3 separate regions of the Homo sapiens genome follow, and regions 2 and 3 are each linked to region 1. Evidence: chromatin loops called from intact Hi-C (ENCODE). Cell type or tissue: CD4-positive, alpha-beta T cell. All regions are shown on one strand.

Region 1 (2,500 bases):
ACTTCAGTTTCTTCACTTATAACATTAGAGACTTGGGCTAGATCAGGGATTTTCTGCCAAGTGCAGAGGGGAACTTTCATGGAAAGGGTGGTATCTATTCCATCCAGAGTGTTCGCTTAGGAACTTGTTCCAAAAGCTCAACTGCTAAAAAAAAAAAAAATACTTAAGAGGCAAGATGATCTTTCAAAGTCATGTCCAGCCCACCAGTCCTACAAATTCAAGCCTGTTTTCCCAGTTGCAGTTGATGAAATAACTATTCTAAGTTCTCTCTCTCCAAAAAGATGAATCCTGTGCTCAGTGAATCTCTGTGGATTGAAGGGATGGATGGATGGACAGACTGATGAATGACTTGATGGCAAATTACATAGGATGGTGAGAACCTGTTTGATCCTGGTCTGGCTTTGCCCATGCATCCGGTGGACTTCCTTGGCCTGGCCCACTTTCTTCACTTCCCAGAACGCATGCAATAAATAACATTATGTTTTTAAGTCACTAGAAAAGTAAATGTCACCCTCTCCCCTCCAAATGGCAAAAAGAAAAACTGAACTGATTTTTGGGTGTCTGGAAGTGAGGACTTTTCGCACCTCTATGCTCCCCTGCTAGGGTAGACCATCAAAAGCTTGGAGTAGCTTCTGACACTTTAATTGGCCCATTTCACATTTCTACCCCTCTACGTAGGGTCACATAAAAGCTATACTTTTATTCCCAACATGGGAAAATAAGACAATAACGAGCTTTATAAATGCTTAATTAAATGGGGGGTGAAAAATCAGGGTATAACAGCCAGAATATAAGGATGTTACTATTTTGAAAAATATCCAAAGCAAAGTTGGACATGTCCAAAGTTACATGTAACTTACATATATGGTCCTTAGCCTTCTGCAGATACACCTTCTGTACAAGCCGAACATAGATTTGGATAGCGACACACAGTCACCTTTCCTGGTCAAACTTTTTCCTTCTGGTACTGTGTCTAGCAACCTATGCTACCAAGCTACCGCGTGGTGGCGCCGTCTGTCCACCGCTGCCAGCCGGCACTTTCAAATTCCACTGTCTCTTTGTAAGGTGAGGCTGTGTAGTGTGGCAGGATGAGCCAGGAAAACTGAAGAGAAGGAGCTGCCAATAGATCACTCTAGAATTCCAGACAGGGTAGTGTGATAGGTTCAAGAGAAGAGCTTGCCTGCATAAAATAAAATTGAGAGCACAATGTGCGATTGCAGATAAAGAATAGAACAGGATTGTGCCGAAGTGACTCAAGGGTGGGAGGGGCATTTTTCTGCTGTGAAAGGGTGGGGACAGTGGGATCAAGATGTCAAAGTATTTTCTCCACAAGTACCTTAGTGTCCTCAGGCTGGGTCTCCAATTCTCAGGCTAAAAGCCACTCTCCAGGGAGACCAGGCTGGGAATGCTGAGACCCAAGTTGCTAGGCAGGGAGGAGGTTAAGATCAGCAACTTTGAGGAAGTAAGGGTCTCCCTAGGATGCTCCACGAGTCTGGGAGACTGAGTGCTGCCTGGGGCAGGTCTAGGCATTGCAAGAGCAGCTGCATGGAGGCTTGGAGGGAGCCAGTGAAGACAGCTTGCTTGTTCAAAGATGTTAGAGTGAACTATAATTAAAATGTTTCCATGTGAGTTCTCCGAGACTCCTCCCCGCCACAACAATGAAGTCTCCTTTGTAACTTCTCTACAGGTAACCTGCAAGCATGCTTTCAATAATCTACAGGATGCACACCTGGAGTCCCAGCTACTTGGGAGGCTGAGGAGGGAGGATTATTTGAGCCCAGGAGGTCAAGGCTGCAGCAAGCTATGATTGTGCCACTGCACTGCGGCCTGAGCAACAGAACAAGATCCTGTCTACACACACACACAAACACACACACACACAATCTACTGGAGCAAAAGTAGAGGGGCTGCTTGGACAGGTAGACACACATGTAACGTATCTTACACATACAGACATGCTCATCTACTAGCTAATGTTGATGAATGACCAGGAAAATATGTCAAAATATGCCACTTTTCTTTCTAAATAAAGGGTTGCTTTGTTAACTAATGGCTGCTGTCTTAAATAATTGTTAATATATCAACATATATATGTATAAGCCAGGGGAAAGGATTTATCTGACTTACGATCTTTCCTCTTTGATCAGAGAGGCAAACATATATCTTAAAATTGGTTTTGATGCCTCCATGTGTAATTTAATGGGCTATACTACATCCAAATGTAGACTAATCAACCATGCCTCCTTTACCAAGTGTCTGGGTGTTGATTAGCAGTAGCTGGTCCGGTCATATCTTGGGGATGTGTTTTGTGGACTATCCATGGCACACTAAAGTTCGCAGCCAGCCTCCTCTGCTGTGCACAGCCTGCTCTGGGATGGCCGCTGCACCTGTAGGTCAAGGCAGGTCCACAGACTACAAACGTCTCTTGACGCGTGCTTAGTCAAAGCTTAAAACAGGAAGTGGTATGTGAAGCTGAGTGTTTAAGCATAAACAGTCTTAC
Region 2 (2,500 bases), 470 kb after region 1:
CCACCAGCACCACCGCCAGCATTAGCAGCTGGGAGCTGGAGCTAAGTTCACTGCCCTTGCTGTCCTTAGGGAGTGGATGTTGCCGGTGATACCTGTGCCACCACCAAAATGCAATCGCCCCTGTCACCTGCGATTTTTTTTTTTTTTTTTTTTTGAGACAGGGTCTTGTTCTGTTGTCTAGGCTGGAATGCAGTGGCCCAATCATGGCTCACTGACGCAGTCTCGACCTCCAGAGGCTCAAGTGATCCTCTTGCCTCACTTGCCTCTTGTCAAGTGGCTGGGACTACAGGTCCACAGGCCCACACCACTACTCCCGGCTAATTTTCTTTTTCTTTTTTTTTTTGAGACGGAGCCTCACTCTGTCGCTCAGGCTGGAGTGCAGTGTCTCGATCTCGGCTCACTGCAACCTCCGTCTCCCAGGTTCAAGTGATTCTCCTGCCTCAGCTTCCTGTCTGCTGCCTCAGCCTCCCGAGTAGCTGGGATTATAGATGTGCGCCACCACGCCCAGCTAATTTTTGTATTTTTAGTAGAGACAGGGTATCACCATGTTGGCCAGGCTGGTCTCGAACTCCTGACCTCATGTGATCCGCCTGCCTCGGCCTCCCAAAGTGCTGGGATTACAGGCATGAGCCACCCGGCGCGCGCCCCTTTTTTTGTATTTTTTTGTAAGGACGGGGTTTGGCCGTGTTGCCCAGGCTGGTCTTGAACTCCTGGGCTCAAGGGATCCACACGCCTTGGGCTCCCAAAGTGCTGGGATTACAGCCTGCTTCTTAATGTCACTAACTCTTCACCCAAGTCCTAGGCGCTTGTGCCTGCTGTGCCAGTCCCAGGCCGCAGGCTGGCACCGTAGCTATAAAGGGCGCCAGAAAAAAAGATTTTGCTAGATAGCGATGAATTCCCCAATCACAGAAAGGAGATACTGCGGATGCTTATCAGCCGAATACCAGTAAGTGTCCCTTGCAGAATGGGATTAGAGACTGCAAACTGCAGGCCTGCCAACAGAGGGTGCTCTGTGGGAAATTATGTGAAAACGTAGAAAAGAGCGCGAGCCAGTAATTTAAAAATCGACGTCCAAATACTCACTGGGTCACCTATCAGCTATGTAATTTGGGCAGGTAAATAAGCTTTTGTTTCTTTTTTTTTTTTCCTCATAAATGGACTAGGAATATTACTCCTACCTACCTGGCATGGCCGATGTGCGAGAAAATGAGATAATCTCGTGGACAGGCTCTGAAAACTGCACTTTTACTGAGTAAAAAACCCTTTGCCTCTCCGGGCCCCCGTTTCCCCATCTGTAAAATGAGTCTGTAAAGTGAGAATGATACTCCCTACGCCGCAAGGCTCTTGCGGGTTAAACTGGAATATTATAAATGCACCATTTATTTGCAGATTGAAATTCTGTGCGTCCGGAGGTGGCGGGTGGGAGAGGGAATGAGCAGGGATGCAGGGTAGGCCCTGAGTTGCTGGGGGCTCAGCATGGCCGCTGCGCACATTGCATCATTTTGTCGACACTGGTGTGGGTGAAATCTTCCAAAAGAAATTAAAACAGAAAAAAAAAAAAAGAAGGGTCTGGGACTTAGCAGAAACAAGCCACAATCTCCAGATTCTACTATTCCTGGGCCACGTGAGGAGCGCCCACCCGTCTGGCGCTGCGTTCCCCGGGGCGTCCCAGCCTCTCCCGCCCAGCCCGCCGCCCTCCTCCCCCATGGCCACCAAGGTCAGGCTCTCGCAGGGAAAACGTCTTCAGGGGCTAAACATCGGTTTTAAACGAAATGGAAAACCTCCAACACGAATCAACAGCAGAGGAAAAGCAGACGCCAAACAAGCGCTCAGAACCCCTTCAGGGGCGGCGTGGTAGCTCTTCCCGGGGAACAGCGAGGGGCGCGGATGTCCCTCTTCCTAAAACTGCACGCGGGGTGCGATCCGAGACCCAGCGGCGGCGAGCGCGCCCGAGTCTGCTCGCGGGCGCCAGGCGCGCGGAGAGCGGCGGCTGCGCCTGCGCCAACGCCGTCAGTCCGCGGGGCCCGATCCCGACACCTAACTCCACAGAGAAGCTCTGCTCCTAAGGGAAAGGGAAGACTTCAGCCACAGTTTCGCAGCCAACCTGGCGACCTCACCTCTCTGGCGACCTCACTTCCCAGCCGGCTCCGTTTAAGAAAACCCCGCGCAGGACCGCGCCCGCCCCCGCGCCCGCGCCCGCCCCCGCCCCCTCGCGCCCGCCCCCTCGCGCCCGCCCCCTCGCGCCCGCCCCCTCGCGCCCGCCCCCTCGCGCCCGCCCCCTCGCGCCCGCCCCCTCGCGCCCGCCCCCTCGGGTAACAAACATGGCCCCCGGCGGGGCGGAAGCGCTTCCGCCCCCAACGAAGATGGCGGAGGGGGCGGGACTAAAAGGGCGTAGGTAGATCGCCGGGGGCTGACGAGTGCACCATGGCCACCGCGGCAACCTCACCCGCGCTGAAGCGGCTGGATCTGCGCGACCCTGCGGCTCTTTTCGAGACGCATG
Region 3 (2,500 bases), 260 kb after region 1:
TGCTGACGGGACTAGCCAGCTATATCTGACCCTATCAGGTATTACCCACTTGTGACATTCATTTCCATGCAAACCTTCTTTATTTGCATGGGGCCTGCCTTTTTTTTTTTTTTTTTTTTTTTGAGACAGAGTCTCACTCTCTCACCTAGGCTGGAGTGCAGGGGCGCCATCTCGGCTCACTGCAACCTCCACCTCCCAGGTTCAAGCAATTCTCCTGCCTCAGCCTCCCGAGTAGCTGGGACTACAGGCATGCACCACAACACCGAGCTAATTTTGGTATTTTTAGGAGAGACAGGGTTTCGCCATGTTGGCCAGGCTGGTCTCGAACTCCTGACCTCAGGTGATCCACCCACCTCAAACTCCCAAAGTGCTGGGATTACAGGCATGAGCCACCGCATCTGGCCAGGCCTAACTTTTTATTACTGTCTTTTATTTATTAATCTTCCTGCAATCGATGCCCTATCTCCCTGTGATGGGTTGAACTGCATTCCTGCAAAAGATGTTGTCTATAAATGTGACCTTTTTTGCAAACAGGGTCTTTGTAAATGATCGAGGTAAGATAAGGTCATTAGGGCAGGTCCCAATTCAATATGATTTTTTCCTTATAAAAAGGAGAAATTTGGACACAGAGACAGGCACACAAGGAAAATACTACGGGAAGACTGGAGTTATGCTACTAGAAGCCAAGGAACCACCAAAAGCTAGGAGAGGGGCTTGGAGCTCATCCTTCCCTGGAGCCTTGAGGAGGCACATGGCCCTGCTGACATCTTGAGGTCAGAATCTTAGAACTACTTTCCAGAAAGTTCTAGCCTCTAGAACTGAGACAATAAATGTCTGTTGTTTAAGCTATTCAAATTGTGATATATTGTTCCCACAGCCCTAGGAAACCAGTTCACTCCCCAGTAAGACTCCAGGGTCCCCCAGAAGCCTGACGGCTGTGGAGCTAGCTTTGAAAGCCAGGACACCCTAGTCACAACACAACCACTAGGGGGAGATGTTGAGGTGATGCAAACCACGGCTGGGGAGCTGGACAAACTGGTGGTTGCCAAGCCTGGCCATGCAGACAAAGCCCCGGTGAAGCTTTTTAGAAATACAGACGTCTAAGCTCCACCCAAAGCCTCCTAAATCAGAACATCAGAAAGTCGAGTGTGACGCGCCACCTGCCAGGCACTGGCCCACAGACCCTCCAAGGACCCTTCCAACTGTGAGGTCCCATTACTGCCACACTGCTGCACCCTCCACCCCCAGCTAGCCCGAGGGGGCTCCATGGATCAGGAGCATCAGCCACCTTGACAGCTTGGGAGACACATACAGTCTTGGGCCCCAACCCAGACCTGCCAAATCATCATCTGCATTTTAACAGGCTCCCGGGGTGAACCGTGCACACATTCAGGTGTGAGAAGCACTTGTAGATTGGATATAAGACATAATCACAGGCCGGGCATGGTGGCTCATGCCTGTAATCCAAGCACTTTGGGAGGCTGAGGCAGGCAGATTACTTGAGGTCAGGAGTTCAAGACCAGCCTCGCCAACATGAGGGATGAACTGGTTACTGTCTTCAACTACAATGACTAGTTTTTTATACCAGAAGGGAAAGAATAAAAGCACAGGGTATTGTCCAATAAACCACAAAGCTCTGACATAGTATGGATGTGTGTTCCCTCCAAATCTCATGTTGAAATGTGAGCCCCAGTGCTGGAGGAGGGCCTGGTAGGAGGGGTTTGGGTCACGGGAGCAGATCCCTCATGAATGGTTTGTTGCCCTCCCCACAGTAATGTGCGAGTTCTCACTCTGTTGGTTCAGGAGAGCACTGGTTGTTTGAAAGATCCTGCTAGTTCTTTTGCTCCTTCGCTTGTCACGTCACACATCTGTTCCCCCTTCACCATCTGCCATGATTGGAAGCTTCTTGAGGCCCTCCCCAGAAGCAGATGCTGGCACTATGCTTCTTATACAGTCTGCAGAACTGAGAGCCAAATAAACCTATTGTCTGTAAATTACCCAGCCTCAGGTATTCCTTTATGGCAACACTTAATGGACTAAGACACTCCACAAGGACCTGAAGTTTGTCTCTTATTAGGTAATCACCAAATGTACTTGTGTAAAGTGTATCCAGTTTGAGTGAATGGGGCACTTAGCATACAGTTCCTGGATTTGTGACAGAAATAAGATGGAATGAACAATTAATCCCACAATCTACTAAAGAAATCAGTAAGAGGTACCCTGACACTCCCATGGCAAATTCAGAAATGTTAAAATATGCTCCCCATTCCCCAAAAAGGGGACTGAATGGGCTATTAGGGGAACAGATGGCTTGCACTAGAATTCTTTAGCAATCTCTGGAAAATAAGAAATGTTTTTTTCCTTGCCTAAAGACAAAGTCCTGAATCAGAATACCCCTTCCTCTTCCACACCAAGTCTTTCTCCACTCCAAAACTTCATGACACTTACAGAGAAAGGTGAAGCCCCAACGGTTGTTTTGGGAACAATCTCCCTCATCCAC

The links. Hi-C counts contacts between places; a loop is a spot of excess contacts. Peaks named below come from ENCODE experiments on the same cell type or tissue, not always from the same donor. Only the 100,000 strongest peaks of a DNase experiment are listed, where the experiment ranks them.
Region 2: it touches region 1 in a loop (5-fold over the local background); 57 of 110 quality-filtered maps call a loop at or near these places.
Region 3: a loop joins it to region 1, with 4 times the contacts of the local background. A loop is called at or near these places in 37 of 110 quality-filtered maps.

What each region holds. Positions count from the first base shown.
Region 1 is chr17:72,724,657-72,727,156 of GRCh38, forward strand. All of the region lies in intron 7 of SLC39A11 (solute carrier family 39 member 11), which reads right to left. Among named protein-coding and RNA genes, the nearest start is that of LINC00511, 85 kb to the left of the region's middle. RefSeq lists an enhancer at 885-954 and a silencer at 1,005-1,074. In CD4-positive, alpha-beta T cell, CTCF peaks have their summits at 1,003 (motif pointing right) and 1,213; DNase peaks (open chromatin) are centred at 1,015 and 2,475; H3K4me3 peaks cover 272 bases; H3K27ac peaks cover 1,085 bases.
Region 2 is chr17:73,190,646-73,193,145 of GRCh38, forward strand. COG1 (component of oligomeric golgi complex 1) reads left to right here and starts at 2,410. Exons shown (of 14, transcript NM_018714.3): 1 at 2,410-2,500. The coding sequence starts at 2,425. RefSeq lists enhancers at 1,637-2,396, 1,682-1,731, 2,362-2,500. In CD4-positive, alpha-beta T cell, CTCF peaks have their summits at 1,027 (motif pointing right) and 1,228; DNase peaks (open chromatin) are centred at 996, 2,036 and 2,386; H3K4me3 peaks cover 1,572 bases; H3K27ac peaks cover 663 bases.
Region 3 is chr17:72,985,309-72,987,808 of GRCh38, forward strand. The region is part of intron 4 of SLC39A11 (solute carrier family 39 member 11); the gene reads right to left. Among named protein-coding and RNA genes, the nearest start is that of SLC39A11, 110 kb to the right of the region's middle. RefSeq lists a silencer at 960-1,009. In CD4-positive, alpha-beta T cell, CTCF peaks have their summits at 1,014 (motif pointing right) and 1,215; a DNase peak (open chromatin) is centred at 993.